Linked DNA regions of Mus musculus: region 2 is linked to region 1. Evidence: chromatin loops called from intact Hi-C (ENCODE). Cell type or tissue: gastrocnemius. All regions are shown on one strand. Links, peaks and the distances in the headings refer to the core of each region. The heading gives the core; the rest is flanking DNA. Region 1 holds the start of Arhgap20 (Rho GTPase activating protein 20). Region 2 holds the start of 4933407I05Rik (RIKEN cDNA 4933407I05 gene).

Region 1 (16,218 bases), core at 3,969-8,968:
GATGCTAGCAGTGTCAGGATGACTGACCCACAGAGAGATGCTAGCAGTGTCAGGATGACTGACCCACAGAGAGATGCTAGCAGTGTCAGGATGACTGACCCACAGAGAGATGCTAACAGTGTCAGGATGACTGACCCACAGAGAGATGCTAGCAGTGTCAGGATGACTGACCCACAGAGAGATGCTAGCAGTGTCAGGATGACTGACCCACAGAGAGATGCTAGCAGTGTCAGGATGACTGACCCACAGAGAGATGCTAGCAGTGTCAGGATGACTGACCCACAGAGAGATGCTAGCAGTGTCAGGATGACTGACCCACAGAGAGATGCTAGCAGTGTCAGGATGACTGACCCACAGAGAGATGCTAGCAGTGTCAGGATGACTGACCCACAGAGAGATGCTAGCAGTGTCAGGATGACTGACCCACAGAGAGATGCTAGCAGTGTCAGGATGACTGACCCACAGAGAGATGCTAGCAGTGTCAGGATGACTGACCCACAGAGAGATGCTAACAGTGTCAGGATGACTGACCCACAGAGAGATGCTAGCAGTGTCAGGATGACTGACCCACAGAGAGATGCTAGCAGTGTCAGGATGACTGACCCACAGAGAGATGCTAGCAGTGTCAGGATGACTGACCCACAGAGAGATGCTAGCAGTGTCAGGATGACTGACCCACAGAGAGATGCTAACAGTGTCAGGATGACTGACCCACAGAGAGATGCTAGCAGTGTCAGGATGACTGACCCACAGAGAGATGCTAGCAGTGTCAGGATGACTGACCCACAGAGAGATGCTAGCAGTGTCAGGATGACTGACCCACAGAGAGATGCTAGCAGTGTCAGGATGACTGACCCACAGAGAGATGCTAGCAGTGTCAGGATGACTGACCCACAGAGAGATGCTAACAGTGTCGGTGAGCATGTGTGGAACTGGATTACCATACACTGCTTTTGGAACTGTAAGATCACTTCAGAATAAAGCAACCGGTTTTCTCGCCGGGCGTGGTGGCGCACACCTTTAATCCCAGCACTCGGGAGGCAGAGGCAGGCAGATTTCTGAGTTCGAGGCCAGCCTGGTCTACAGAGTGAGTTCCAGGGCAGCCAGGGCTATACAGAGAAACCCTGTCTCGAAAAACAAAAACAAAAACCAAACAAACAAACAAAAAAACAACCGGTTTTCTCAAAGAGTCAAGTATATGGCTAGTTATGACCTAGTCAATCCATGCCTAGATATTTACTGCTCCCTACTCAAAGCATAGGTCCATGCAGAATTGTGAACGAAGATTCTCAACATCTTTACTTGTAACAGCCAAGAAGCAGAAGCAATCCAATCGCCAGAGGAATGGGTAAGTGAACTACAAACTGAACATCCCTAGTTCCCAACCCTGGCATCCAAAACTGCCTCAAACTCTGAGACTGTCTGCTTGCTGATTAAGACAGAAGATGGACAGTCTATGCCACATCCTGTGATGGGCTGAGGTCAAAATACAGGTGTACTAAAAACAATGAGCAAAATGATCTTCAGATTATGCACGTAAGAGATATGAATTAATCTTATATTGAGATTTGAATGCCGCTCATGAGTTATCTCATTTTTGTATAACCAAACAACTCAAAGTCCAAAGTATATGAAACCTGAAACTCCCATGCTAAGATATTCAGTCTTTATGGCAGCTCATCAATGAAAGGCACAGACACATACAAATAACCACAGGTGGATACGAAAATTACATCTAGTGAAAGGAAGGCAAAAATAAAAATAACAATAAAGGAATTCACTTACATAAGCTGAAAATGCACGCTTAGTCTATAATGACATAAAGCAGACAGGTGATTTCTTGGGAAAATTCACATTTTCTAAGTGCATACATACACCAGACCTTAGATTTATAAATTCTAAATATGTGAGGTTACTGTCTATCGATTAAACTTCAAGAGAGATGTTAAAATCTTCAGGGTACCAGCCACATTTCAGGACCTGAACAGGCACATGTGGTTACTGGCTACCAGACACGAAGGATGGTCAAGCCTCACCATCTGACCAGGTCCCACAGAACAAACAAACAAACAAACAAACAAACAAACCAAACCACACAAATGCTTCAGACCAGAGGGCAGCAAACTACAGGGTATGTTTATATTGTTATTACATGTGTGCATGCTGTATATGGTATGTGTATGTGCACATACACACACCTGCATGCTATGTGTGTGGAGGCCAGAGGACAACTTGGTGGAATATCAGCTCTCTCCTTCCATGTTAGCGTGGGTTCTGGGCATCAAACTCAGGTTCCCAGGCTTGCTCAGCAAGGGTATTTATCTGATGAGCCGTTCTGCTGATCTCCACTACATGTGAAATTCTGCTGGGGCACAGTCAAGCCCACTCACTTAGGAAGTGTCCATTTCTACTTCAGTGCTGTAGAGGAAGAAGTAAGCAGAGACCATAAGGCTGGCAAACCTCAAGTATTTACTGTTTCTTTAAGGCTTGCTGATCCTTCTCTTAAAGGCAAATTCTAAGGACAGGGGCCACACTGCTCCTGTTCCTTGCTTGCCATGACCCAAGGAATGCTTACGAAACAACTGCTATCTAGCAGGACCCACTCTAGTCTTGAGGACACAGTTGGGAGGGAGGCAGGTAATGGGAAAGAAATAAGCAGAGGAGAAAATGCCAAGTACAATGAATGCTAAGACAACCAATAGAGTGGAAGGCCCAGAATGTGACAGGAGGTGGCTTTCATTTACAAAGGAAGGGGGGGGGAGAAGGGGGAGGGAGAGGGAGAGGGAGAGGGAGAGGGAGAGGGAGAGGGAGAGGGAGAGGGAGAGGGAGAGAGACCTCTAGAAGACCCAAGGTTTGCACAACATGAAAAACAGAAAAACCAACCAACAATTCCTTGGGCAGACATAAAGGGAATAACACCAATGCCTAAAATAGGAATGAATTTGACTTAGTGTATGAAAGTGAAGGCCCAGGAGGCTGAAGAACATACAAAAGTGGGGAGGGTGAAGGAATGGGAGAAGTAGAAGGGACCAAGGAGAAGTGTCTGCGTTTTACTAGGCCTGCAAAATGAATCGCCTTCAGAATTGTAAGCAAAATGAATGTCACCATCAATTCAAATGGAAAAAAAACCCACCCATTCTGGCACTGCTAAATGCAGAACGGGTCACAGAAAGACACGAGGGTGTCGTGGGAGTTTCTGCAAAGGCACAGGTTAGAGATGGGTACTGGGCAGCTCGGACTGCACTGGAAGCTGTGCAGGGTGGAGTGGAGAAGTTCGGGACACTTTGGAAGGGTGGCAGCTGTTGTGGTGGGTTGGCTATTGCTGACTGAAGAAAGGTGTTGAAACCCCATCCTAGATGACAGGCCTGAGTAACCCAGAACACGAGTGTTGTGAATTACAATCACGGGGAAAATGCACACGAAGGGCTAACACAATCGCGCCTATGTGCCATCATCCATTCAATTTTCTCAAAAATCTTGGGGGAGTAGAGATGGATGTGGAAATGTACTAGCTCTTTATGTTTTATAACGAAGGACACCATCCTAGAGATAGTGGCTGTGCCCAGAGAACAGAGCATAGGAAAAAGGACACAGCCTCCCTTCCTTTATGGGACAAGTGCGGCTTGAAAATGATAAAGCTACTCTTTAAGGCTCCCTCCCCTCCCCTCCCCTCCCCTCCGCCCCTTGCTAGCATAATCAGTCGCGGGGCGGGGCCACAGTCTTTAGGAAAACAAATGCTTGATTCTCTCCAATTCCTTAGGTTTACAAAACCAAAACGCTTTAAATCTCTGCCAATTGCCTAATGTTCCTCTACCATCCTAAATTAAGAATGACATCCTGACAATTTCACGTTTTATTTGGAAAAACTGGAACACACACACACACACACACACACACACACACACACACACACACCACATACAGCGCGCGCGCGCGCGCGCACACACACACACACGCACGCGCGCGCGCGCACACACACTCACACACACTGTCTCTGAAGGGTGAAAAAACCCACAAGGGCAAACATCAGCCTCCATACATCAAAGGCTGAGCCGCCACTACTGCCCATCCATCAAGTTCACAGACACCCATAGAGGGCTCTGTGACAGGCCCAAGGTCCTTGGGAGCTCACATACATTTCTATACAGCTATCACCTCTCTTCTTTCACCTCCAGCCAAGCCACCATTCTAGTGGGAAGATTAATGAAAAGCCATAAAATCCGGACATGCAGGGAGCCAGTGTATCCCTGTGAGTCTCTAATTATAGTAATGCAACGTTTTCACATTATTTGTTAGGGAAGAACTAGAATGAGCTCTCATCCCAACTTGTTTCCACAGAAGCTGGAGAAGGCGACACCACTGTAAGGAACAAATATGGCCAAATATCTGAAGGTTTAGTGCTGGAGGAAGGGAAGGGGGCACCCATGGCTACAGCACCCAAATCAATTCCCAGGAGCTCAGAAGCTCGCGGCCCACGTGCACTTGCTCCGGGACCTATTGCAGACTCCTGACCTCTATCGAAATCCTCCCGCTGCACCGTGGACCAGTCAATCACCAGCAAAAGCTACAAGTAGTTACCCGGATCAGTCCTTCGGGTGTCAGGGAACAAGGGCGCCGCCCCCACAGGCAAATGCAAACGTCCCTTCTCAGGGGGTGGTTCTGAGCCAAGCCCCCCATGCCCCGCTGGGACCTCCGGAAACTGCCCGCCCACCGCCAGCCAGCCTAGATCTAGGCCGAGTCAAACCTCCGGATCCCACAGTGTAGCCCACGGCACCCATCTCCGACATCCCCTGGAGGCCTTGGGTGGGCGCATCATCCCTCCCCTCCGGGGCCGCCTACCTTCCTCAGGCTGTCGGGTTAAGACTACCTCGGGAGGCTCGCAGGGAGGCACTCCCCGGGTCAGAGATGGAGAGGCAACGGGCTTCTCCGAGACCGTTTCCACCAGAGAAGACAGCGGGGATCCCGGGAGGTGACCCTCCCACCCCACGCGGGGACCGTTAACCCCTCTCAGCACCAGGCACCCGTGGAAGGCGCGAGCCCATGGAGGGGCCCTCCCGCTCGGGCGTCCTCACCTTCTTGGTGCCAGGGCCTCCCGCGATGCGAGACATGCCTGTCAGCGAGGAGGAGCGCCCCGGCTGCGCCCCTAGAGCATCCTGCTGCGGAGACATCGCTTCCATGAAGAAGATCTGCAAGCTAAGCCCAAGCCGAGGACCGGGTGGCTGCGCGGCGCGGTCCGCTCAGGCCGGACGCCGAGCTGCGGGTGCGGGCGGCGCGCCTCCCGTCGGGGCCATGGACCGCCGCCCGCGCCGCGCTCGTCGCGCTCGCCGCACTCTGCTCAGGCTGCAGCAAGCGCTCCGGGCGGCCGCCCGTCCACGTAGCCCCGCCCCGGCCCGCCCCGCCTCTCCGCGTCCGCCCCGCCTCCTCCGCCCTCCCCGCGCCGCCCGTGCACACTGCCGGGAGCGAGCTCTCAGCGCTTGGCGCTACCGAAGCCACTAACCTTGCGAGGTGCCTCCGCGGGTACGAAGCTTTCGCTGCCGCGCGCCACGCGCCGTGCACCACGCACCACTGCCTCCGGTGCAGCTCCGCGCGCCTGTCCGCTCGCTCCCGCCAGCGTCCCTTCCCGCGCAGCTGCAGCGCGGGAGCCTCAGCGAGCGCGGCTCGCTCGAAGGTGGTGCAGGGGCCGCCAGCCTAGCCTCGCTTTCGCGGACTGCGGAAGGGACCCCACCCCCACCCCCAACCCGGTCCCCGCTCCGCTGAAGAAGGAGTTAGACAAATTTGGAAGCCCTGGTGGCATCGCCGGACTTCGGGGGCAATATCGAACGCTTGCTAGCTAAGCCTGTCAGGGTAACCCAGAGCTGTTGCTTTGCAGTCACAGGGAGCAAGCATGGACAAGCAACCTTGCATGTCTGCACCACCAGCTTCGCAGGCAGCAAGCTGCAGGGACCCTGCATTCTGAAGGAGAAAGCGCAATTAAGAGGAAAATGCAGGCAGAAAGGAGGTTGAAACTTGGCATAGTATCTATGAGAAGGCAACAATATGTGGAAGCGTTGATCTGATATCGCGAGCTCAGAACCTAACTTCCTGTAAGTCCAAATAGTGACCCCTCCCTCTTTTTTGGACTAAATAATAATCAAAGGGCAGTTGGAACAGACCAGGGTTAAGTAGTGTTCGCACTTTGCAGGGCTGGCTGCTGGTGTAAATGATACAGTAGGTGGCATTCTTCCCTTGGAATCAGAACTAGTGTGAAAAAAAAATCACTAAGGATATCACTCCGTGATTGCGAGATGGTTACGGATTCTGCTTATTTTTGTGACAAGGAAAAAAGAAAAGAAAAGAAAAGAAAGGGGGAGAAAAGGAAAGGAAAGAAAAGAAAAAAAGAAAAAGAGGTTTCTTGCAGTTTGGGCGGCTATTGGGGCAGGTTATAAGGAACAGAACTCAGGTGGGCAGTGTTCCAAGCTAGGGGATGCTGTCCAACACACACCCACAAAGACACACCTACACAATCATCCAAACCTAAGATTGTTTGTTGTGGAAATATAAGGCTAATTTTAGTCACATCACACTACATTGTTAAAAGGAAGCTTAATAAATCTCATATATATGTATATACATCTGTGAATCAGGGGTGCTACAGCTGTGGTCCTCGTGCAGAGAAGGGCTTTCACCCACTAATTTATAGGTTGTGCTTAAAGAGGGCTTTGCAGTTCTGTTCATTCACTTGGAACCACCCCCAGGTGCCTTAATCTCTTAATTCTTTGGTGAATGGACACCCTGGCTTTTCTTAATCTGCCTCATTTTTGTTTGTTTGTTTGTTTGTTTGTTTGTTTCAATTCTTTTATCTCCAAATAGTTCACTTAGCCCAAAGAGTCACAGCCATCCAGACATTCTTGTTCTTTGTTGCCACCTGATAGATACTAAGGCAGTGTCTAACATAATAAATGTTTGTTAGTTAAATGAACTGAGAAGACACACAAATGATATAAGAAAGATGCAGAAGAGTCAAGACAGAGCTGGCTGTCATTCAAAGAGCCCCATGGACTATGAAGTATCTCTGTGATGAAATAGCCAGTTTCCCAAATCAAGGTACCCCCTTTTCCCCCAGCAAATGTGGAAAACTTTCACTGTTCATTTTGTCTTTTTATTCCCAAGATGAAATAGCTTGGAACAGCACAGAAAATTGCTCTCTCCACGTTAAGTTTCGAGGCAAGGCTACTCAGGAAATTTGGGTTTGAACAGCCGACAGTAGAGACACATGTCTGTCTGATCACAACACTGCCCTGCTAAACCATTATTTGGTTCCTTGCTGTGGAATAAACCAAAAATGTCATAGTACAGAATGAAAGACAGACCCCCCCCCACACCCCACCCTCACTTCACTTTCTTGCTGACTCTTATGTGTCTTTGCTTCTCACCCTGTTCTCTGTCACCTTGAAATCGTCATACTTTCAGAAGCCCACTAGGACTTTGGACTTGTCCTTCGTGTCTGGGAATTTTCCAGGCTACGTCTCTACCCTCTTTTACTTTACTCCGAAATGTCTAGTATCTGGGGCATAAAAGGTACCTGGTGAATCGTCCTGGAAATCTTCAGGACTGTCAGAAACCGAGAGAAGTCTTCCTAGGTTTATCTCTTCCCCAGCTCCAGGCACCCAGGCTTGAGAGTAGCTCCAGCAATTGCAACAGGAAGCCTTTGCTGAGTGTTTGCTCTATGGGAGACTATGAGTATTTTACAGATATAATTAACTCCCATCTGTATCAGATAGGGTGGGTTCGTTTATTCCCCCACTCCACATAGAAGACAACAGCAGGCCACGAGGACTTTGAACAGTGATGGTAACTTAGAAACTGACCATGCAGCTTCAGAACCTGCGTTCTTCTCAACTACCTGGTCTGCTTTCCGTGCTGCGGAAAGCTTTGCTTCTCTGAGTAACTCACACCACACTATACCAGTGCCGTTTGCTCTACTTGCTTTAAGAGGAAAAGTTGCATTTTTCTCTTCTCTATACCATGCACCCAAGCATGCTGCAGTAATTTTTACAACCTTTTATATTTGAATGGATAAACACACTATTATATACAACCATAGGTCACTTCCATCATTCTGTCTAGTGTGAGGGAGATGTTATACAGAGGAAGACAGAACCCTGGACTAGTCCTTGTGTTGTTTAGACGATGAAAACCATTTTCTATTCACCAGGATCCTTATGCTGTAGGCAAGTGATACCAGGACATGAAACTGATGATAAAGCAATTGAAGCGTGGGAAGCACAATGCTAGACACAAGCAGGATGCACCTAAAATACTGTGAGGCAAGCCTTGAAGCAAAGCACTAGCATCTGGGAAGCTCCAGGAGCAGGCCTGCAATGGACACTAAGAATAAAACCAGCATCTTGCCAATCATCAGAATGAATAGTAGTGAAAACACAAATACTAAAAAACTTCATGCGATGTTTCTTCATATGTAGGACGATTATACCAGGTGCTTGACGAGCTGAAAGGGATAGTCATTATAAATACAAGATGCACTTAGCAGTCATTTCCACTTTGTATCCAAATGCCCTTGACCCACAGTGGAAACTGATGGCCTGAAGTGGGAGTTCAGATATGCATATTTTAAAAATATTGTGTTGCCAAACGTTAAAGTCTGCATATTTCCATATAATTCCAAGTTCTTTAAAAATTTAAGTTCTCTGAGAAATCATTTGGGTCTATTATTTTATGTAATCCCAAACCCTTATGGTCACCACTGAGAACACCACTGGGAAAGCAATGGAGGTGACAAACTGTGGAGGGGAGGAAGATAAAGCATTTAGAGAAAATGAACAGTGCTAAGTGGGTTCATGTTCAAAGTCAATATAACGGTTATGGAGAAATAGTGGCTGACATCTTAGGCTGCAAGAGGTGAAGGTGCACCTGGAAGGGGGAGGGAGAAAACTGGGACTTCTCTTTATAGATTAGCTGTGGATAGAAAGGAAAACAAGACAACCCTCATCAGAGGGAGAAGGAGTCTGTTTATCACCAACACAGTAGGCAGATCTGCTACGGGTGAAGAAGGGGAGAGATGCTAATATTCATTTATAGAACAAGGTCAGAGGAAAAACGCTTATGGAAAGATAAAGTGACCAAGAAAGATAAGACTGGAAAAATACCTATTATTTTTATGAACAGCAGCAGCAGCAGTGTGTGTGTGTGTGTGTGTCTATCCTATCTAGATCAGTTTAAGCGATATGAATGGGATGGGTTTTACAAATGAGAAAGAGCCCTATAGTAAATGTACATGACTCTTTGGAGGTGTGTCTGGGTTGAAAGAGAAAGCAGAAACTAGAGAAGAGAGAGTGATCTGAAGGGAATCAAGGAGGGCCAAGTGAGTTCACATAAATACGGAAGGGAAGGCATTAGAGGTGACACAGCCAAGTGAGTTCACATAAATATGGAAGGGAAGGCATTAGAGGTGACACAGCCAAGTGAGTTCACATAAATACGGAAGGGAAGGCATTAGAGGTGACACAGCTGAAGACACTGGGGCCAATGGTGCAGGACAAACAACACTGATTCTATTACAAAAGATAAGTAGGAAAGAATTGTGGGTAAGGCAGAAAGCTTGGCTAACACATTGTAAGCAAGGGTACTGCATAAGGATTGAGGCTAGGGATTGAGTAAGCATTTCTACATCTTTGGGGATCAGCGAGTTCTGCAGAGAACAGAGGGAAACATATGAGGATCAGAGAATAGATGGTAAATAGAATGCTTTAAATGGGCTCTGAAGAATGAGCAAGGTCAAGACTGTGTTGCCCGCATATTCACAACCCGAATGAATTTATAATGGACTTACCTTCACAAGGCAGGGTTTCTCTTTGGGGATTCTGGAAAGTGGACTGAATTCATTCAGAGAAAAGGTTAGTTTGCCAAATGAGTGGGCATAACAATCGAACAGAAGAATTGAGAATACTTGTTACAGAGTCAAAGCAGCAGACCTTGACCTGGGCTTTCTCCTTGAAGGTTACTGGCTTGTCTTTCTTCTGGTGTCCACACCAAAGTGTTTTGTGGCCTTATTTCTTCCTCCACCCCACCCCCAAGTCCTGGAAATGAAAATTTACTCTCATTTATTCTAGTAATCTTTGAGCTGTGTCTGGTTGTGGTCATACCATATGCTTGCATGTAGTGCTAACTAGTTCCTTATTTCTATCCCAGTTTCACAACTGGGCATCCAACAGACTCACTGATTTGTGAACACTTACTTCATTGGGTGTAATGTTGAGGTCATTAACTTCTTATCACCTCCATCCCTCACCTATTCTTGGTCACGCCTGCCTTCATGTGCTTCATAGTTCAAGCTCAATAGCTTAGATTTCTCCCTTTTTCTTTTCTTCTCTTTTCCTTTCCTTTCCTCTTTATTATTACTTTTATTTTTTTTAGTCTAGCTGTATTCCTGCTCCTGGTCCCCCCTTCTACAGTACCTCATCCCATTCCTCCTTCCCTCTGTCTCTGACCACCCCCACCAGACTTCCCCACTCCCTGGGGCTTCAAGTCTCTCCAGGGTTAGGTGCATTAAATCCAGTCAAAAGAATCCCGCTTACCTCCAGACCACTCACAGACACGGCGTCACACCTTTGACCACCAAGTCGTCTGTTAACTTGCACATTTGAGATTTTTTGTTTTTGACTTTTTCTCTCAGCCATACCCACAGACAATGTCTGAACTACCCCTTAAAACTTTTCTGCCCCCTTTCATGAATGGGGGACACTGAAAAGGGAATTCTTGCTGTTTCCTCAAAACCTTAAACCTAGATTACATTTGAGTCCGCAATTCCATTCCTAAGTATATACTTCCAACAATTTGAAAACAATGACTCTAACACAGTGATTCTCAACCTTCCTAATGCTGTAAACCTTTTAACACAGTTCCTCATGTTGTGGTGGCCCCACACCATAAAATTATTTTCATTACTACTTCACAACTGTAATTTTGCTACTGTTAATGAATCATATTATAAATATCTGTGGTTTTTGATGGTCTTAGGCGACAACTGTGAAAGGGTTATTCTACCCTTACATGGTTTTGACCCATAGGGTGAAAAACATTTCTCTAGCAGGTACCTGTACATCAGTGTTCTTAGCAACATTGTTCAAATATAAATGTGGTATATAGGTGAAATAGCGTACTATTTGCTCACTCCAAGCAATGGACTTTTGATTACGCAGTGCAACACACATCATGTTAGGTACCAAATGCAACCTGCAAATATCCTCCCAGATCTTCCTGCCTGTATCTCAGGGGTGCATTCTTGTTCCTGTCTGACCTGTAGTTAAGCTTTCCCCATGCGCTCAATTCTGTATAGCAAGATGGTACAGAGGCTGCTTCCTGCAGTCCGAGTGTCAGCAGAGTCTTGTGCTTGAGATGCTTAGAAGACTGATCAAGATCAGACACGAGGCTTTAGTCACCTTTTGGTTGTAATCTCTCAAGAGGCTATTTACACAGTGAATATAATCCCAGTCTAAGAGGTTTTAGACCATAGAGGAAAAAGGATCTAGAGAAAGGAGGGGGAAAAAAAAGAAAGAAAGATTCTAATGGGGAGATGCTTGGAACCAAAGCTAGAAAAATAATTTGGGGAAAGAATGTGAAGGATTGTGGATTCTAATAAAAATGTATACATTGATTTTTCTAGGAAATGCGGAAGGAGACTGACATCTGTGGAGTCCCTATTGTATGTTAGGTAGGCTGCATATACATCACACATAATCTTCAGTGATGCCAAAGAGGTAGTATTATGATCCTTTTTAAAGAATTTCATTATGTACATGTGTGTGGATCTGTATGGGAATGTGAATATGACTGCCAGGGTTCATGGGTGCCAGAGGCATTAGATTACCCTGGAGCTAACTATTAATTATAAGTTATAGAAAGTGAATTAGAATTTGAACCCAAATATGATGGATTCCCAAGCCTGGTTAGACTTTAAATATGGACTATCAGAAGTACCCCAGTAATGCTCATACCCAGTCACTTAGTGGGACATAGCTTTGCAGGATAATGCTTTGGGCCTTAAACACTATATTAACATTTGTCATTCTGCCACAGACCTCAAGACACGTCCAATGACTTGCATTTTTATGCTTGTTACATAAATGGACAGCTTGGTACTAAGGGGTATTAAAGTACTTATCGAAGTCCATGTAGCGTGGAAATGCAAGAGCCAGCATCAAGTGTAGGAGCCAAAGCCCATAATTTTTATCACAAAATCTGATGGCAATGTTTTTGATTTTCATGACCACAAACTGAGATGCATCCATTCTCATGGAACATGTGACTTTAAGTATCCTACTTAGCTTTCTTGCAGGCCAAAGGCTTATCATAATCATTAAATATATCTCTAATCCTAGTATCTGTATCTATATCTATCTATACACATATCTATGTATATATCTTACAAAAGCAACTTGATTGTTTAACAAGAAACAGAAGAAGGCAGAAGAAATGCATTTTTCATCGTATTTTAGATTGCTTCATGAGACAGACAAAATTAATTTACCAATCATTTGCCCTCCACTGTGACTTTTTCTTGCCCATTCTTCAGGGGAAAGCCCTATCTGTGACACTTCTCTCTCCTCTGGTGTTTCCTCTGGTTTTCCCTAGGTGTTTGATCTGACTGCATGTTTGTTAGTTCGCTCTACATACTTGTGATACAGTTCTCTGTAGAGGTTTATGGAAATGAATCTTTCCAACATTATTCCTCTGATTCAGGGCTGTGTGATACCCTCTTCCTCTTAAATTACAAATGAAGGGATAAGGGGATGATCAGAGGGTGAGAACACTTGCTTGACAAGTGTGAGATTTTAGACCGCCAGAGCTCACGTGAAAAACCAAGTATGGCTGGCCCTGACAGTTAACCCAGCATTAGGGGAGGGGTGGGGGGGGTGGAGACAAGAAGATCCCTAGAGCTCACTAGCCACACAGTCTCCCCAAAAATGTAAGCTCCTTGTCCAGCGAGAGACTCTGTCTTAAGGCAGTGTGGCAGAGAGTCTTAGAAGAAAGCCATCAATGTGTTGCTTTGGCCTCTGCATGCATGGGAACACCCATTCTCTCCCCCCCGCCCCCCGAGTGTGTGTGTGTGTGTGTGTTTGTGTGTCACATAAACCCACACACATACCCCATACACACACACACTCCATAACATAAATAACCACTAAAAGAACAACCTTTACATATTTGCTACAGACAATGAAAGAAAATAATTTGCAAAAGTGCTTATTACTTTAAAAATAGTAACAAAATAAAAGGAAGTTTGACAAAAAGTTAGATGAAGACATTCCAAAAAAAGTGTTTCGCTTTGCAGCATATTTTAGAAAGCACGCCATATGCAACATTACTCCCTTAAGATTCTCTAGGAGAATATAGAGTTTCATAGCCAAGTATGTTTTGGAAAGTCTGCTCAAGTGACACTGTACATTACTAAACATGTATATGAGAAGCTTTGATAAACTTTGCAGTTTAAAGAAAATCTACTTAATCTCTGGTTAATCTTTTTCTGTCTTACCATAATCAATGTGTTAATTCCAGCCTATCAGAGATGGGCATGGGGTAAGGGGGGGGTTATCCCTCCCTTAATTACTTGCTTACCGTTGTTTCCCCCCGCCCCTTGGTTCACAGTACATTCAAATCTTTTACAGTTTTTTATTTAAAGCTTTTTCAAAACTATTTTTTTAAGGAGCAATTTTAGGTTTACAGTAAAGAAAAGGAAGGGTATAGAGATGTCCCTACTCCCACATTTACAGCATCCCCCATTGTAACATCCTTTACCACAGGCGCATGGCTAGTACAACTGAGCAGACAACAGCCTCTAGTTTACATTAGGGCTCACTCTTTGTTTTTTTTTGTTTTTTGGGTTTTTTTGGTTTTTTGGTTTTTTGGTTTTTCAAGACAGAGTTTTCCTGTGTAGCCCTGGCTGACCTGGAACTCACTTAGTAGACCAGGCTGGCCTCGAACTCAGAAATCCGCCTGCCTCTGCCTCTGCCTCCAGAGTGCTGGGATTAAAGGTGTGCACCACCACGACTGGCTAGTGCTCACTCTTTGTGTTAAGCATTGATTTCTTGTTTCTCTATTGCAGTGTTTCTCAACCTATGCGTCACGACCCCCTTAGGGGTCAAACAACCCTTTCGTGTGGGTCTCATATCAGATATTTACACTACAGTTCATAACAGCAAACTTAAAGTTACAAAGTAGCAGCAAAAATAATTTTATGGTTGGGGGTCACCACAACACCAGTAACTGTATGAAATGTTTGTAGCATTAGGATGGTAGAGATCAACTACTCTATTGGTTTTGTTTTCAGTTCTACTGATTTTTGTATAAACTCGTATTATTTCTTCTCTCTGATTAATCTGGGTTTAATTTGTCCTACCTATAGTTTCCTTAGGCAAAAGCATAGTATCAATTTTACATCTGCTCTCTTTCTATTATCAGCACGAAATACAATAAGTTGAATTTACTGCATCCCACAAATTTTCATAATTGTTTTCCACTTTTAACTAATTAGAGATATCTTTTTTTCCCATTTTTTATTAGGTATTTAGCTCATTTACATTTCCAATGCTATACCAAAAGTCCCCCATAGCCACCCACCCCCACTCCCCTACCCACCCACTCCCCCTTTTTGGCCCTGGCGTTCCCCTGTACTGGGGCATATAAAGTTTGCGTGTCCAATGGGCCTCTCTTTCCAGTGATGGCCGACTAGGCCATCTTTTGATACATATGCAGCTAGAGTCAAGAGTTCCGGGGTACTGGTTGGTTCATAATGTTGTTCCACCTATAGGGTTGCAGATCCCTTTAGCTCCTTGGGTACTTTCTCTAGCTCCTCCATTGGGAGCCCTGTGATCCATCCATTAGCTGACTGTGAGCATCCACTTCTGTGTTTGCTAGGCCCCGGCATAGTCTCACAAGAGACAGCTACATCTGGGTCCTTTCGATAAAATTTTTTTTTTAAAGATTTATTTATTTATTATATGTAAGTACACTGTGGCTGTCTTCAGACACACCAGAAGAGGGCGTCAGATCTTGTTAGGGATGGCTGTGAGCCACCATGTGGTTGCTGGGATTTGAACTCAGGACCTTCGGAGGAGCAGTCGGTGCTCTTACCTGCTGAGCCATCTCACCAGCCCCAATTAGAGATATCTTAAATTTTCTATTGGGACTTACTCCTTGATTCACATGTTATTTAGAAATATGCGGTTTAATCAGACTTTCGTCTTTTTCTATTGTTGTTAGTTTAATTCCACCGTAGATCTGAAGACACTTTGCATGTCTTGTAGACTTTTACATTTGTTAAGGTGCGTTTTATGGCTCTGAAGGTAGCCTGTCTTGGTTGGTGTTCCATGGGACTGTGAGAAGAATGTTTTCAGTTGCTGGATGGTGCAATCTAGGGATGTTCATTATTTCCTGTGGACTGAAGGTGCTGCTGGACCCAACCATGCACTCACTGATTCTCTGATTGTGTCCACTTCAGAAAGAGAAGTGTTGAAATCTCCAGCTCTGATGTATTGATCTCATTTTTTTCTTGCAGCTGTATTTATCACTGTCATCATCATCATCATCATCATCAGCAGCAGCAGCAGCAGCAGCAACAGCATCCTCATCATTATTGCCCCAAATAGTTTGGTGCCCTGCTTTTAGGTACATACCTATTAAATAGTGTTTCGTCTTCTGGAAAAGTGACTCCTTTATTGTAACACAATATCCTTCTGATAAACCTTCAATATCCCTGATAGTTTTCTTTGCTTTGCCCTTTGCTTCATCTGAAATCAGCATAGTTACTCCTGCTTCCTCTGATTGGCATTAACTTGAGGGGTTTTTCTTCTACTACTAATTTTTAATCTGTATGGGTTTTTTTTTGTTGTTTGTTTTTTCTTTTTGCTATGCAGCTGAGGCTGATACAGAACTCTCATCCCTCCTGCCTCAGTTTCCCAAAGACCAGTGTCTTTGCATACAGTGTGGCCTTTTATAGATTACATACAGCATGTCTTCTCTTTTAGATAGACTGATGACATCATTCAGGCACTCATTTGAATTTTCTCTCTTTTCTCTCAAATAACGCCATATTTATTGCTTTATGGTAGTGAAAATACTTGTAGCGAAATAACTCTAATGCCTCCTCCTGCTTGCTTCCATTCACTTTTCATAGGTGTGCACATATCTGGTAGCTGCATCAATGTAGAATATAGTATTTTG
Region 2 (16,218 bases), core at 4,558-9,557, 140 kb before region 1:
TGGAGAGAGAGGCCAGGGCAAGGCGGAGGGAGGGGAAAGGGGGAAGGAAAATTGAAAGAGAAAATTGCAGCCATATGAACGGACTGTTGGTACATGAATATGAATATTCATATTCATGCAATGAATATGTTGGTACATGAGTGATATTCAAGTGTAACATGTATTTTATTTTCAAGCTCAGGTGGAAAGCATCTGGGATCTGACTCAAGCAATGTCCAGGTAGGCAACAGGGCACAGGAGGTTCAGGGGACTATAAGGTCAATCTTAGCACTCAGAAAGCAGGCCCAGCAGGGAACACAGGTCACATGAGCCCAAGGCTCTGTGGTGGTGAGCGGAATGTATCCAAGATTACTTTGTTGGTGTCTGGGAAGCTGAAGGTCAGAATACAACCCCACAAACTGGGTCAGAGGATAGGAGATGAGGTAGTTGCTCCATCTGCAGGGAGGAATGGTATAAACAGGACACTGGTACAAGTTTCATTCTGGGTTGTTCCTATAGAAGTGATTCACACAATTTGTTAACCATTTCACTTGTAGCACCTATCATTAGTGACTGCTGGAAACTAGGAGGCTCTCAAATATTCTGCAAATGGTGTTAGCCTGTAGGCAGTATGTCATATACATTTGTAAGCAGCAAGGTGGGGACTTAGTCTCCCCTTGTTGATAAGAGGCAGGTGCTAATATCCTCCGTTCTGCATGCAATAGGGTGGAGCGGGATCAATTAGGGCTGGCAGACAGAGCCTGCTTATTCCTATATTGTGAAGAGAAGGTAAACCAAGGAATGGCTAGACCGCCCTATCTAAAGTTACTCTCTTAATGTGGAGGCTGGCAGACTTCGCCAATATGTCCCTGCCACCCTCTGTCCCTGCGAGATGAAAACCCTATGCACCATTCCTGAAAGTAAAAAGCCCAGGGCTATCTATGTTGTTAAAAAAGAAGTCAGCAAACCTAAAAAGGCAGAGATCCCCCCTTTAGACACCTCCAGGGCTCCCCAATGCTTTCTTGACAGTTCACATCCTAGCCAGATAGTTCAAGGATGGCTTTTCCAATTTGGAAGACTGTCTCTACATCAGGAAAGTTGGAATGAACTTTTGCTAAGACAGCCCACGGAATCCCGGACAGGCAATCCCTCCCACTCCCAGCATGCCTGAGCCAATGGGAGGGTCAGTGAGTCAGAGAGGTGGGGTTTTCCTTCCAGGGGCTAAGTTCTGCTTCTATCCTGCCTGCCCTTGGCTTTTTTCTCTTCAGGTTAATGGGATCTGTCAGCTTGGTTTGTGCTTGTGCAGCTGCGTGCACACAAGCCGTTCCCCTCTTCCCATCTGACGGTTGGAGGCCACCCATTATTATCAGCCCTTACTGGTTCAGAGAAATAGAACTTTAAGACAGGCTTCCAGAGAAGTTCCGATAAATCAGTCGCTGTCGTCAGCTCTTTCTGGATGGTGGCCACCGCGGTTACCTAACTAGCCACTCTATTTCCATGCTTTTACTCGTACAAGCCAGGCTCTTCACACCTCAGCCTGAGTGAGCTTTTGAAAACCATAATTCCCTCATGTCCCCTCCTGGATCAATACCCCGTAGTGGCTTTCTTCATCTCTCAGGCTAAGATCCAGGCTCCTTGAGAGGGAGGCTCGGGCGGCCCGGTGACTTTAGGCCTAGCTGAGACAATTTCACGCAGACCTGAGATCTATGGACCTCAGAGATTGTGGGGGTGGGGGTGGGGCGTTCACACTGTTCTCTAGGCAGATGACCTCACATAGGTTACTACTTGGAGAGCTCTCGCACTAAGAGATTACATTACAGAAGTCTAGTTATAAAACAGGGTATAATATGAAATGCTGTCTTGAGGATAAAAATGTAAAGGCTGATCCCAAATTGCACATGAGTTCAGGATTTGCGGGGAGTCTGGGGACACTAGGAGAAGAAGGCTTCATCTGTATGGCCATGGGGAAGCCATTACCCACGTTGGGTTAAAACTGTCTAGTGGACTGTTTGAGACCATCCATGTCCTTGTCAGTAACTCCCAATAAACTCATTGTTTCCCCAGGATGGACTTGGATGGAGTCATACTTTGATTTGGTGTTTGAATCAAAGATGGATGCAATTCATATCACCTCCGTGGAAGAAATGTTCATGAAACTCAAGTAATGTAGTTTCTTTCGTCTTCCTTTAAAAACTGTGGCACAATAAACTTGTTAGTTTTACCACCTTTGCCATTTCCAAGTATATAGTTCAGAGAAGTGTTAAGTGCTATGGGTGTTTTATACCCATTACTTTTATCTATCTGCAGAAGGTTTCCATCACTTGAATTGAAATTCTACCTATCTGATAATGACAGCCCATTTTCCTTCCCCACGAGCCTATGGTGACTAGTGTCTTCACGTAAGTGAAAGCACACAGTATTTATCCTCCTGTGTGCCTGTCTTGTTCACTCAGTGTGTCTTCACAGATCCCTTGTTTATTTCCTCTTGGAGAAAGTCTGTTCAAGTTCCCTGCCAATTTTTAATAAAGCTACCGCTTGATGTCAGGTCACAGGAGCTCCTCGTGTATTCTGGACTCCAATCCCTCATTAGATATGTGCTTTATAAACATTTCCTCACTTCTCTGATTTGCCGCTTTTGTTCTTTTGGTAGAATCTTTCGATATGTTCTGGAATGAATTAAAAAAAAAAAAAACCAACGAAGCCTCATTTGTGTGTTTTTTTTTTTTTTTTTTTTTTGCCAGTGCCTGGGTCACAGTCATTAAAGAAATAGTGCCAACACAGTATAATGAGAATGCCTCCTGTTTTATTCATGGTTTTACAATTTTAGTTGTTACTCTTAGGTTTCTGATGTGCTTGAGTTAATTTTTATAAATAGTATTAAGCAGAGAAACAACTGCTACTACTGTTTCTTCTCCCTCTCCTTCTTCCTCCTCCGTTTCTTGTCCTTGGTTTGAGACAGGCTGTTCCCATGTGACTCCAGCTGGCTTTGACCCTTCTGATAAATCCTCCCAAGTGCTTGTACTGTAGGCAGGTGCCACCATGCCCAGCTCAATGTCATTCTTCTGCACTTGGGCTCCAGGGTTTCTAATATAGATTATTGAAAAGGCTGCTGTATCCTCTTAAAAACATTTTTCTTCATCAACACATGAGCCAAGTAATTACAGAAGTTTTATCTTTTTTTTTTTTTTTTTTTTTTTTTTTTTTGAGATAGGGTCTCTACATGGGTCTGGCTGTCCTGGAACTTGTTCTGTAGACCAGGCTGACCTTGATCTCAGAGATCTGCCTGCCTCTGCCTCCTGAGTGCTGGGATTAAAAGTGTGTGCTACCATGCCCCACTGTGTTGAATTCTTATTGAATGGTCATAGAACTCTTGTTGGAATCATGTGCCCATACCTACCAGAGTTTATTTATGGCTTTCAGACCTTTCCCATTGTTTTGTATATCTGTCTTTATGCTCCTGATATACTATTTTGATTATTGCAGTAAAATGTGAAATTAGGAAGCTTGATTTAACTTTATTATTGTTGCTGTTGTTACTATTATTTTGGTTGTTAGCGCCCCTTTAGATTCATGTCAACTTTAGGAGCTTTGTCTATGATTACAGAAGCAATGTTGTGATTTTGAGAGGGATTCTGTCATTGTAGATTGCTTTGGCTATTGCTGGCGCTTAACAGTATTAAATGTTCCAACCCATGAATCTGGGATGCCTTTCCACTTACTGTTGTCTTATTTAATTTCTGTCAAAGTGTTCTTCACGTTCCTGAGATAGGTCCTTTATTTATATCCTTGACTAATTCCTAGCAGTTATACCTGGAGCTGTTTTCTTTATTTCTTTCCCAGCTTGTTCATTGCTAGAGAACACATTACAGCAAGGCCGTGAAAGTCCATACTGGATCCTTCAACTATGCTGGGCTCACTTATTAGTTATGATTGTCATTCATGAGTGCCAGTTTTAATGCTACATTAATTTTTATGTATAAGATCATATTGTCTTAGGCACACAATTGAACTCTCTCTGTCTCTGTCTCTGTCTCTCTCTGTGTCTCTCTTCTTCCCTACTCCCCTTTCTTTCCAACCCTCACTCTTTCCCTCTTGTTCTTGCGGTGCTGAGGTTTAACCGCAGAGGCTTGCACACGCCAGGCAAGAGCGCTACCACGGAGCTACATCCCTATCTGTTTCCTAATTCTTCTACCTAAAACTTTCAATATAATGTTTACTACAAGTGATGAAATAGGCACCTTGTCTCCTGCCTGACCCGAGAGGAACAAGTTGCTGGGCCTCTATCACCAATATCCCGTTAATTGTGTTATTTAATACCAAACCTTTGCTAGCCTAGGGAGGTTCCTTTCAGTTCCTTCTGACTTCCTTATAGTCATGGAAGGATGCTGAACTGTGTCAGATGCCGAACTGCATCAGTAGAGGTTAATTTTTGTCCCTTTATTTGTTGATGCGGTTTATTGATTGCATTGATTGGCTTTTGTGCAATGGACTATCTTTGTATTTTTAGAATAACTCCTACTTGTTGGTGATGAATACTCATTTTTAATGTACAGACAAATTTCATTTTCTCTTTTAATTGTTTGGATTATCAGAACAATATTCATAAGGATGTTGCTTTGTACTTTTTTTTCTGACTTAAGTGGCCTTGTGGAATGAGTTAAAAATATCTTTTTCATTTTTGGGGGAAAAGCAGGGAGATTTGTAAAGGATTGGTCTTAGTCAAGAGTCTTATAGATTGGCACTAACGCCTATTATCCAGGAGAACTTCCGATGAGTTACTCAGTCTTCTTACCAGCTGTGGTCCATTTGGACTTTCCATTTCCTCACAGATTTCAGTAGGTATTGTGTTTCCAGGAAGTTTTCCATTTTATCTGGGCTGCTATATTTGTTAGTGTGTAATCGTTTAGAATGCTCTCTTAGCATTCTTAATTTCATAGAACTAGAAGTTACATTTCCAAAATGGGACCTCATATAATTGCAAAGCTTCTGTAAGGCAAAGGACACTGTCAATAGGATAAAACAGCAACCAACAGATTGTAAAAAAGAACTTTACTAACCCTACATCCGATAGAGGGCTAATATGCAATACATACAAAGAACTCAAGAACTTAGACTCCAGAGAAACAAATAATCCTATTAAAAATGGGGTACAGAGCTAAACAAAGAATTCTCAACTGAGGAATACCGAATGGCTGAGAAGAACCTAAAGAAATGTTCAACATCTTTAGTCATCAGGGGAATGCAAATCAAAACAACCCTGAGATTCCACCCCACACCAGTCAGAATGGCTAAGATCAAAAACTCAGGTGACAGCAGATGCTGGAGAGGATGTGGAGAAAGAGGAACACTCCTCCATTGCTGGTGGGATTGCAAGCTGGTACAACCACTCTGGAAATCAGTTTGGCAGTTCCTCAGAAAATTGGACATAGTACTACCTGAGGACCCAACAATACCAGTCCTAGGCATATACCCAGAAGATGCTCCAACATGTAATAAGGACACATGCTCCACTATGTTCATAGCAGCCTTATTTATAATAGCCAGAAGCTTGAAAGAACCCAGATGTTCCTCAACAAAGGAATAGATACAGGAAAAGTGGTACAATGGAGTAGTACTTAGCTATTCAAAACAATGAATTTATGAAATTCTTAGGCAAATGAGTCAACTAGAAAATATCATCCTGACTGGGGTAACCCAATCCCAAAAAACCCACATGATATGCACTCACTGATAAGTGGATATTAGCCCAGAAGCTCAGATTACCCAAGATACAATTTGCAAAACACATGAAATTTAAGAAGAAGGAAGACCAAAGTGTGGATACTTCAGTCCTTCTTAGAAGGGGGAACAAAATACCCATGGGAGGAGAAACAGAGACAAAGTGTGGAGCAGAGACTGAAGGAATGACCATCCCGAGATTTCTCCACCTGGGGATCCACCCCATATACAGTCACCAAACCCAGACACAAGTGCTTGCTGACAGGAGCTTGATATAGCTGTCTCCTGAGAGGCTCTGCCAGTGCCTGACAAATACAGAAGTGGATGTTCTCAGCTAAGCATTGGACTGAGCACAGGGTCTCCAATGGAAGAGCTAGAGAAAGGGTCCAAGGAGCTGAAGGAGCTTGCAGCCCCATAGGAGGAACAACAATATGAACCAACCAGTACCCCCAGAGCTCCCAGGGACTAAACCACCAACCAAAGAGCACATGGTGGGACTCATGGCTCCAGATGCCTATGCAGCAGAGGATGGCTTTGTAGGTCATCAATGGGAGGAGAGGCCCTTGGTCCTGTGAAGGCTTGATGCCCCAATGTAGGGGAATGCCAGGACCAGGAAGCAGGAGTGGGTGAATTGGTGAGCAGGGGGAAGGGGGATTTTTGATGGGAAATGAGGAAAGGGGATAGCATTTGAAATGTAAATAAAGAAAATATCTAATAAAAAAGTAATAAAAATAAAATAAAATGTTTTATTAAAAAATGTTACATTTCCATTAAAGCTTTTTAGGCAATCTAAGTCTCTTTTCTAATAGGGTCTGACATGGAGGCCATGGTAGCACCTTCAGAGGGAGAAATGTAGATAGCAATAATGATGCTCTGTGGTGACCGTGTATTGTCTGAAACTATGTCACCATATGCATTAATTTGTTCAATCCTCATGACAGCCTGTGGAGGTGGAGAACTCATTTTCCCATTGACAGAATCAATGGTCACTATTAGTGGGTAGTCTGCCCGCTGCTACACGCCAGCAAGCCAAATAAAGAAAGCCCTTGTAAGCAGATTTCTGATTTTAAATTCTAGCCTTGTGGAGTGGGAAGGCACACCTAACAGAGTTTTCCTTCTGTCATTGCTGTGTAGGGAGCCTGCTGGGCCTTAGGTACCTTTAACTGAAGCTCAAACCACTGAAAACAGACCTCGAATTTGGTTCATTGCTACAGTTTAAGTCTTGGGTTCTGGAGACTGAGTGATGGAAGATATGACCACCAGGTGGCAGTAGCACACACAGACTCTAGTGCTACTCTGACAGGTCTCATTTGTGGCACATACCTTACCACAGGAAAGTATCTGTGAGAGTCTACAGTTACTGCAGGGGCCACTGCGCAGAAAAGGGAACTCCCAAGGGAGGGGGTCAGAGACCCAGCTGAAATGTCAAGAGTCTGGGTCAGAGAGCTCAGCCGAGTGACAGAGGCTTCTGGGGTTTGTGGTTATCAGGTCTTTCTTATCTATGGTTTGTAGATGTTGGATGAAGCCTCCTGGGTTCTGCATAGTAGACAGGCTCCAAATGGCTAGATGTCTGCTTATTTAGACTATGACTAAAAACAACTGGATGTGTAAAAATCTGTGTTTAGTGCCAGAGCACTTTTGAGCTAACAGGTCTCAGCCTGCTGTGAAGAAGTAAACAGCCCAGAAGCCCATAGGCAGAGGCCACTGTAGCTCTTTTGTGTTATGCTTAGAAAGGTTCTAATTGCTAAGAGAGAACTGACCTACAGAACAGCCCACAGAAACCCACCGATAGCTGTATCAGCCTTGTCACCCACAGTCCTTAGGAGATGAAAGGCATCTTCAGAGGCTGCAAAAGAAAACAAAATCCAGAGATTACCTAATGCTGAATACAAATGCCAAGAAATTTAAGCAATAATGTTTAGTCAGAGCCCTGCTAGTCAAAAGTAAATAACTAAACAAACAATAATCTTGCTTTGGAGATTATTTCTCTTTCTACTAGTACGTGTGATTAATGGGCTAAGTCACTGGCCAGTACTTTATTTTTACAAACACACAAGGGGCTCATAATCACCACAGCAGAAAACACTCTCATTCTGTGCCAGGGGTTACGCTTTTCTGGGTGAGATCTGTAGTGATGCTGGTACATGGTCCTCAGTTAGTGGTCTATGGTAGTAAGTATACACATTTAGAATAAGCATTTTTATAGAATGTCTAATTGACAGAAGAAGGTCCAACCCACTGTGGGTGGTGCCATTCCCTAGGCAGGTGTTTCTGGGCTGTTTGAGGGAGCGAGGCAAGCATCTGCCTGAGTGAGCCAGTAAGCAGCCATGCTCGATGGTTTCGTCTGCAAGTTCCTATAGCAAATAATCATTTTTCATAGCAATTTGAAATTGCTGGCCACTCCCAAGCATTATCTTTATACAAAAGGATCCGCCCCAAGTTGGAAAAACAATAACAAAAATTGATCCGTGTCCTAGTTTCATTTCTGTGGCTGTGACAAAATATCATAACCAAAAGCAACTCAGAGGAGGGAAGGCTTGACTGCAGGAACTTGAAGAAGCAGCCATGGAGGAAGGCTGCTTACTGGCTCACTCAGGCAGATGCTTACCTCACTCCCTCAAACAGTCCAGAAACACCTGCCTAGGGAATGGTACCACTCACAGTGGGTTGGACCTTTGATGTCAATTAGCAATCAAGGCAACTCTGTCTGTACAGACATGCTCATGGATAAACTGACCTAGGGAACTGCTCAGTTGAGGCTTTCCCCTCAGCGGTCCCTTTAGGCTGTGTCAAGCAGATAGTTAAAGCTAACTAGGACCATCTTTCAGTTCAAGAAGTTCTTGATGTATGGTTTTGTTACTTACATCTTACCAAGAAGAGCCAGATGTTCACAATGATGATTTTGGCACTCTGGGTTACACAACAGACAAGTTGGTGCTGTGATTTGGACCCAGGTCATCTGACTTCAGCTTCTAGTATTAGGGACCATGTTATATGCCCTTAGGACTAATACCTCAGCCTGTCCACAGACTGGTGATCTCTGTGTACTGTGACCATGGCAGTTTTGAACAAAGATCTTGTATACAATGACTCTAAAACACATGGAAATTTTGTAAGGCAGAAGTTAGGCAGGGTCGGCTGATGGGGCCTGACACAAAGGGAGAAGAACAAACATATCAGCATTTGTGTTAATGATGGCTCATGGCCAGAAAGTCAGGGGTTCCAACCACAGACCCGACACTTTTCAGCACTAAGCACAAATCACCATGGATCCACAGCTGCGATCAATCCATGTTTTCTCGCTTTGCGTTCAGGTCTGGTCTTTGGAGACTAATGTGAAGAGGTGTAAAAATAAGTTCTGTTGCTAGCCAGATTCATTATGGGCTGCGCCAAGGCCCCCAGCACGGTCTGCCTGGGCTGCAGGATTGATTGGCTCAGGCCCCTCATCCAGCCAAAGACGGGCTGGGCTGGCTGGCCCAAGGCTGCCCAAAGGGATATAACTTAAGCCAGAGAGACCACCTAGCCCTGCCCAGCACACTAGGCTCACCCTGCCGCCTCTCATTACTACCCCCTTCCCTTTCCCACCCATCCAGCTTAGAGACCTCCTGGGAGATCCAAATGAGACAAGGACTGTGAAAGGCCCGGAATAGGATGCAGGATGTGGGGTGCACATGTGGCCCCATAAAAGGAGTTTGTCACATTTTACTCCTGGTGTCCTTTTTAATTGATAGGAGCTTTTATTCATTTATTGTTTACTTATGTATTGCATTTCACATCTTACTTTTTCTACTGAACCCTGCATTCTCTGAGAGCTGAGACTTTTTAAAACTTTTCTTTTGTTCCAGGGACCCAGTCCTATATTGGACTAAGGATGATGTTCTGAAAACAGTTGGTAAATACACTAACTCTTTAACTAAGCTGACCACTTTTTATTTTCCTTAGTGCTGTTTCCTCCTTGTGTTGGTTTGAATGAGAAACGTCCCACCATTGTCTCTAGAATTTCAGGGCTTAATCCCTAGTTAGGGGTGATGTTTGGGCGGTTTAGGAGGTGTGGGTTGGTGTACTCTCTTTGATTTCTGCCTGTGGTTCAAGACGTGAGCACTAGAAACCTCCAAACCACTCAGGCTATTGCCAAGGCTGTTGGTTGTTCTCCAAAAACTCATGTTAAGAATTCATTGCTGGCCGGGCCTGGTGGCGCACGCCTTTAATCCCAGCACTCAGGAGGCAGAGGCAGGCAGATTTCTGAGTTCCAGGACAGCCTGGTCTACAAAGTGAGTTCCAGGACAGCCAGGGCTACACAGAGAAACTGTCTTGAAAAACCAAAAAAAAAAAAAAAAAAAAAAAAAGAATTCATTGCTGAAGACAACACTTACATATCTCACTGAACATGAAGAAGTTAGAGCCTTCATCTTCACTAACTAATGATACTTCATGGTACTTGAAGGTACTGTGCATTCTACCAGAGGCGAAAAGTAACCATTAACCCAGCTACAAATCCCAAAGCCCCTAAGAGTGACCTACCTGCTTTCTATGCTGATACAATAATGGCACAAATGTTATGGGAGTGACAATCTATTATCTGATTAGATTTAAGGTCCACTCCATGAGATGGAAGCCCAACACTGTTCAAGTGGCCAAGAACCTGAGACTAGATAGACCATAGGCCTAGAAGGAAACAAAACACTGTTGTTCTTCTAAAGGGACACAGCAATAAAATGACTCCTAATGACTGTCTACTATGCCCATAGACCAATGACTGGCTTAGTCATCATAAGAGCAGCTTTCTTCTCCAGTAGATGGGAGTGAATACAGAGACCCATAGTGTGCCGAGAGTGAGAGACCTTGGCACACTCAGTCCTATAATCAAATACTTTCCCTCAGGACTTAGAGAACCCTGCAGAACAAGAGGCAGAAAGATTGCTAGAGCCAAAGGGGTCAGATGACAAAAAAAAGTAAACCGTTATCTTCACACATAACAGAACTGGCACACATGTGACCTCACAGAGACTGTGGTGGCATTCACAGGGACTACATCATATATGCCAGATGGTATCCCAACGCTGAGTAGACACAAACTCTCAGCCCTAACCAACATCGATCTCTACATGATAACTGCTCAGAAAGGAAAACTCAGTTTTATGCAACAGAATCTCATTAGGTATATAAATCACCCTTCAGGGCAGGGCCATGCCCAGCAGAAGATACCAACATAAAATGAACTCAATGGTGGGTTTTGTAGATTTTTTAAAAAAAAAAGTCTCATATTGCTTTGGGCATTTAAAAAAGTTTTATTGTTTGTGTGCATATTATGATTTCTGATTTTGGTTTTTTTTTTTTTGTCTTTTGTTTTGTGTGTTTCTTGTGCTTTTAATTTTTTCTTGTATTTTTGCTTTTCTAATTTTCCTGTTTGTCAGGTGTGGAATTGGATGGGAGGTGGAGAGGGCCTGGGAGACAATGGAGGAGGGGAAGCTGTGAAGAGAATATATTACAAAAATTTCAATTAAAAAGAAAAGCTGGGTGGGGAGGCATCCCTCCTGCCTCTGCTGCTTGGTAACCCCAGAGCTCTGTAGATGGAAACTAATTTCAAGGTTGGGGGGTAACTACTATACTCCTTCTCTGGAATCCGTTTCATGTGTCATTGGTGTCCTTTGCCATGAGATGTATAATAGCTCCTGTAAAGAAGCTTATCCCCCAAGGAGGCTTTGCAGCACAGTTCCTGGGAGCACAGCAGAAGTCCTTGGAATCAGGACATCTTTGACTTCAGAGACACCCACCCCAATGCCACCTACTCTTCCCACACCTTAATTCAGTCATAGATGATGGAGAACCTATTCAGATCAGACACTGGATTAAAAGCTGGGGTGACAATAAAGGACATGTCCTGTCTTCAGGGTCTTGAAGCCACCCAAACACAGATTTCAGAGACCATGGAGAGGGCCCAAGCAAGGGCGCTTTACTGAGCACACACCAACAACTGAACCAGAAATGCTGAAGGAAGAGGCAGAGGAGAGCAGGATCCAGAGTCACAGCAAGGAGTTTGACCTGCATTTTGGGACACTGGAGAAAATCTGGATCTGTGGTGTTGTGAGGAGCACAGGTGTGGGGTTGTGAGGAGCATAGGTGTGGGGTTGTGAGGAGCACAGGTGTGGGGTTGTGAGGAGCATAGGTGTGGGGTTGTGAGGAGCATAGGTGTGGGGTTGTGAGGAGCATAGGTGTGGGGTTGTGAGGAGCATAGGTGTGGGGTTGTGAGGAGCACAGGTGTGGGGGTTGTGAGGAGCATAGGTGTGGGGTTGTGAGGAGCATAGGTGTGGGGTTGTGAGGAGCATAGGTGTGGGGTTGTGAGGAGCATAGGTGTGGGAGTTGTGAGGAGCATAGGTGTGGGGTTGTGAGGAGCATAGGTGTGGGGTTGTGAGGAGCATAGGTGTGGGGTTGTGAGGAGCATAGGTGTGGGGTTGTGAGGAGCATAGGTGTGGGGTTGTGAGGAGCACAGGTGTGGGGGTTGTGAGGAGCATAGGTGTGGGGTTGTGAGGAGCACAGGTGTGGGGTTGTGAGGAGCACAGGTGTGGGGTTGTGAGGAGCACAGGTGTGGGGTTGTGAGGAGCACAGGTGTGGGGTTGTGAGGAGCATAGGTGTGGGGTTGTGAGGAGCATAGGTGTGGGGGTTGTGAGGAGCATAGGTGTGGGGGTTGTGAGGAGCATAGGTGTGGGAGAGGAACTGACTCAGGTTTGCTATGTGGCTATCGGATGCCCGGAGAGAGCATTCTTCAGATTTTGGTAGACCGGTTTAGCTTGCACAGGAAGAATGAGAATTCAACATCCTCTTTGCTGTTATGGCCAGAATTAAAACAGTTCTTTTTAACAGTATGAACAGCTGTGCAAACCCTGAGTTCGTCTACAAACTGCTTAAATAAGTTATGCACGTCAGCACTCCCAAGACAAGCTCTATGGCAGTCTATATATGCCTATTTTATGATGTGAGTAAAAGAGACACTGTTTAACACGCACATGTGCGTGCGTCCATGCCTGTGTGTCTGTGCGCATGCATGCATCTGAGGGAGGTGGCAAGGTTTGCTCACCCCTTCCAGCTTTTCTGAGAGGTGAGTGGAAGTGGAAGTCACCATTACTCAACGCCCCTGAAGAATATAGTGGATGCTAGTGTATTCTGAGAGCCAGGTGTCTGAGAGTCAGAGGAGAAGTCTTGTCAGCAGGCATCTCAAGAGTGAACATGTGTTTCTGTGTGTGTCTATGCTGTGAAAACACAAGTTGAGACACATGCCTGGGATGTGTGATTTCCCAAGTTGCCATGTAAATTATGAAGTTAAGAAATGTCATCTCCTGGACTGATAAGATGGCTCAGTGGTTAAAGGTGGTGCCGGCAAGACCATGAACTTGAGTTTCATCCTGAGACTCACAGAGTTGAAGAAGACAACTGAATTTTTGCAAGTTGTCTTCTAGCTTCCATAGTACACCTGCACTCCCACACACCCTTGGCCACCCAGGTAATTATAAATAAACAAAACAAAACGTTTTAAAGAAATGTTGCCAGGCCCTGTGTAGCTCTTGTGGTACAGAGTGACATGGTTCCTGCTCCTGGGAGAGTGCCCCAGTATGAGCCTCCATGAGTGCCGATGGCTGCTGTGGACGTAAGGCTTGTTTGTGTAATAACATACATATTTTCTCACTCCAAGGAATGTCCTCTCTATTAATGTTAATGACTCCATGATAAAAAGACAGCAGGTCCAGGAGATGAAGGTATGGCTAATGTCTCAGCAAGATGGTAAATGCTGGGACCTTTAGGACAGCCCTTGAGGCTATGGGAAAGAACTCTAGATGCATGAGATCAAAATATATAACTTCTCAGCTAGGAAAATATAAAGATGCAATATGAATTATGAGGAGTTTCATGAATCTAAAGGAACAACAGCAGCTACACTATGAGGCAGCTTGTCAGATACAAAGACATGCAGAATCCTGAATTCAAGGTCAGCCTAGGACAGAGGGAGGCTAGGCCCAGATGTGGTAGAAATGGTTATTTCAGGGCAGGGTCCCACCCAACTAGCTTATTGTCTGTGCTTCACAAAGGCAGGCAGATCTTTGAATTCTTTTGCAATGTTAAGTAAAAATGTATGCTTCCTGTCTCCTAAGAATCAAAGGGCTGGGAAAACAGGATGCCAATTAATAAGATAATCTAAAGGAAAACCTGAGGTTTGATATGTAAAATTAAAGACTGGACCTATGTTCTGCAGGAAATGAGCTATCCAGAGACATTTTTTTTTAAGGATAAAAAGAGAGAACTGCTTGGAAACACACACACACACACACACACACACAAGCAGGATATGGACAGAGAGATCTCTTAGAATAGCAAGGAATCAGAAAATAGACAGAGAGATCTCCAGAGAGAAAGCAGAACATAGACGCAGACTGGACAAGCTGTATCAAGCAGAGCACAGGTTGTCAGCTTGCTTCCACCACTTGACTTCAAGTCATTCTTTTTGCCACTCCCAGACACCCCTTCTCTCAGAACCCCTCTGTATGCCAAGGTTGGTCCTTGGTAAAATGTTACTGTTAAGTAAAAGTAGTCCCAGGTAGTGGGGCAGGGGGAAGCAATTTGAATTTTTGTATCAATTTCAATTGATATAAAATACAATTTACAGTACTGTGTATGCAGAGACAGACCATAGGTGACAGATGTAAATCATGCGTTCTGCTCCTGTTGGAGAAAGAAAAGGAGACACAGAGAGACAGACACAGAGAGGCAGACACAGAGAGATATTAACACACTTAAAATACAATTGTTGGAATAACATTATTTTCCAAAACAAGGGATTGCAAGGACCTTGGGGAATCCTCCTTTTGGGTGTCCTAAGAAAAGGGGCAGGATGCTGCAAATCATCTCATAGGAGTCATGTTACTGTCTCTGCTGACATAGAATCTGGCAGGGGTAGTGACCACAGAGACTGTTCCAAGCCATCCTGCATTGTCTTGGCTCTTTCAGAGGCTGATGGGAATTGGCCACCCAGCTAGAAACCTCTGAACAAGCACATGTATGTTTTGGTCAACCAAGATCCCAAGGTAATGACAATAGCTATGGAGGGTAGAGGTTGGTGGAGGTTTGAATGGGTATGCTTTCCCTGCTGTGATGGTTAATGCCAACTTTACGGGTTCTGGGATCACCTAGGAGACAAACCTCCAGGCACAGCTGCAACAGGTTGTGTTGACTAGCTTAACTGAGCAGGGAAGATCTATCCTCAAAATAGGGGCCACCACTTCCTGGGCTTGGATCCTAGACTGAATTAAAAGAAGAAAGACGACTGAACACATTCATTTCTCCCCACTTTCTGCCTGTTGATGCCACGCGACAGCTCCTGCTGCTGTGACTTTTCTGACAAGATCAACTGTACTTTCTTCCCTTAAGAGACCCTCTTGCACCACAACCCTCTTTCAGGAACCTGTGAGCCAGCATAAAGGAACTTTCATCACCTGTATTTCCCTTTCTCAAATTTAGAGATACAAACTCTCCTTCCTGAGACTCTAAGGAGATATACATTGATGGTAAAAGCGGTCCAGGATGGGCTTCAGTAGCCACAGCTTCTGGACAGGATGGCTGCCAATTCCTGCTTCATGGATTCCAGGGGCATCCTAGCTACTGCCCTATGTGGTTTCTTAGCCACCCTGCAGACCCATCTAAGTTTCCTGCAGAGTGAAATTGTTCAGAATTGGTTTTGCCTCTTGTGACCTTTGAGCCATGACTGACAATCACAGGCTGGCAAGCAGAGGCTCTTTGACTTGTATCTGACCACCTGGATCCACATCTTGTCCTTTTAATTGTTCAAGACGATGCCAGAGGCGACCACTCAGCTGTCACAGTGGAATCCACCACATGGGATGAGCTTTGCAAGAAGAGAGGAGAGCTTTGCACTAAGAGGTGAGTGATGGGGATTACTGCATCTCCCCCTACCAGTGTGTATTAGGAGTGGAGATTCCAAGCTTGCTGGTCATATGATCATCATTTCAGTTGTATTTATATCTTCTGAGTGAAGCCCAGAGATGGTGACCTTGATCTTATTTTCAGACGATTAAGGGCTGCTCATGCCAACAGTTCAGTTGCCGGGATGGTCCCTAGAAGACACAGACCCTCCTCCAAGGTCTTGTCTGACTTGTCTCTCCCCAAACCTTGGTTGGCTCCTGTGCTCTCTTCCCCTGACTCTTAGAAGGGCCTGAAACACATAAGCTGGGATGTGATCTTATCAGTGGTAAGCAGCTTCCTCTCTGCCATTCATCCAGGAAAGAAAGGTCTAGTTCCCAGGTAGGGGAATATGAAGTTTTGGCAATTGGATGAGAGAGGCATGGGGCGACTGCAGCCATTCTTAGAGAGACCCTTCATGCTCTGCTCATATGGCTGCCTCCAGGCAATTCCCTTGCACTGGCTTCTCTGATTCCCTTAAAGATTGTTCTGCCCAGTTGGCCAGATCTGCTGGAGAGACAAGCTTGTTTGGTCAGGAAAACGCCAGCTTGATTG

What was found. Peaks named below come from ENCODE experiments on the same cell type or tissue, not always from the same donor. Only the 100,000 strongest peaks of a DNase experiment are listed, where the experiment ranks them.
Region 2: it touches region 1 in a loop (2.3-fold over the local background); 13 of 42 quality-filtered maps call a loop at or near these places.

What each region holds. Positions count from the first base shown.
Region 1 is chr9:51,754,466-51,770,683 of GRCm38, reverse strand. Arhgap20 (Rho GTPase activating protein 20) reads right to left here and starts at 5,333. Exons shown (of 15, transcript NM_175535.4): 1 at 5,073-5,333. The coding sequence starts at 5,177. Gm40520 (a long non-coding RNA gene) reads left to right here and starts at 5,256. Exons shown (of 3, transcript XR_870739.3): 1 at 5,256-6,083; 2 at 15,554-15,663. In gastrocnemius, for the core only: a CTCF peak has its summit at 6,205 (motif pointing right); DNase peaks (open chromatin) are centred at 4,691, 5,460, 6,144 and 6,440; H3K4me3 peaks cover 2,628 bases; H3K27ac peaks cover 2,678 bases.
Region 2 is chr9:51,899,912-51,916,129 of GRCm38, reverse strand. Gm6980 (a long non-coding RNA gene) reads left to right here. Exons shown (of 4, transcript XR_870743.2): 3 at 182-219; 4 at 2,044-2,654. It overlaps 4933407I05Rik (RIKEN cDNA 4933407I05 gene), which reads right to left and starts at 1,701. Exons shown (of 3, transcript NR_040731.1): 1 at 1,571-1,701. In gastrocnemius, for the core only: no CTCF peak of the experiment used is centred there; a DNase peak (open chromatin) is centred at 6,964; H3K27ac peaks cover 490 bases.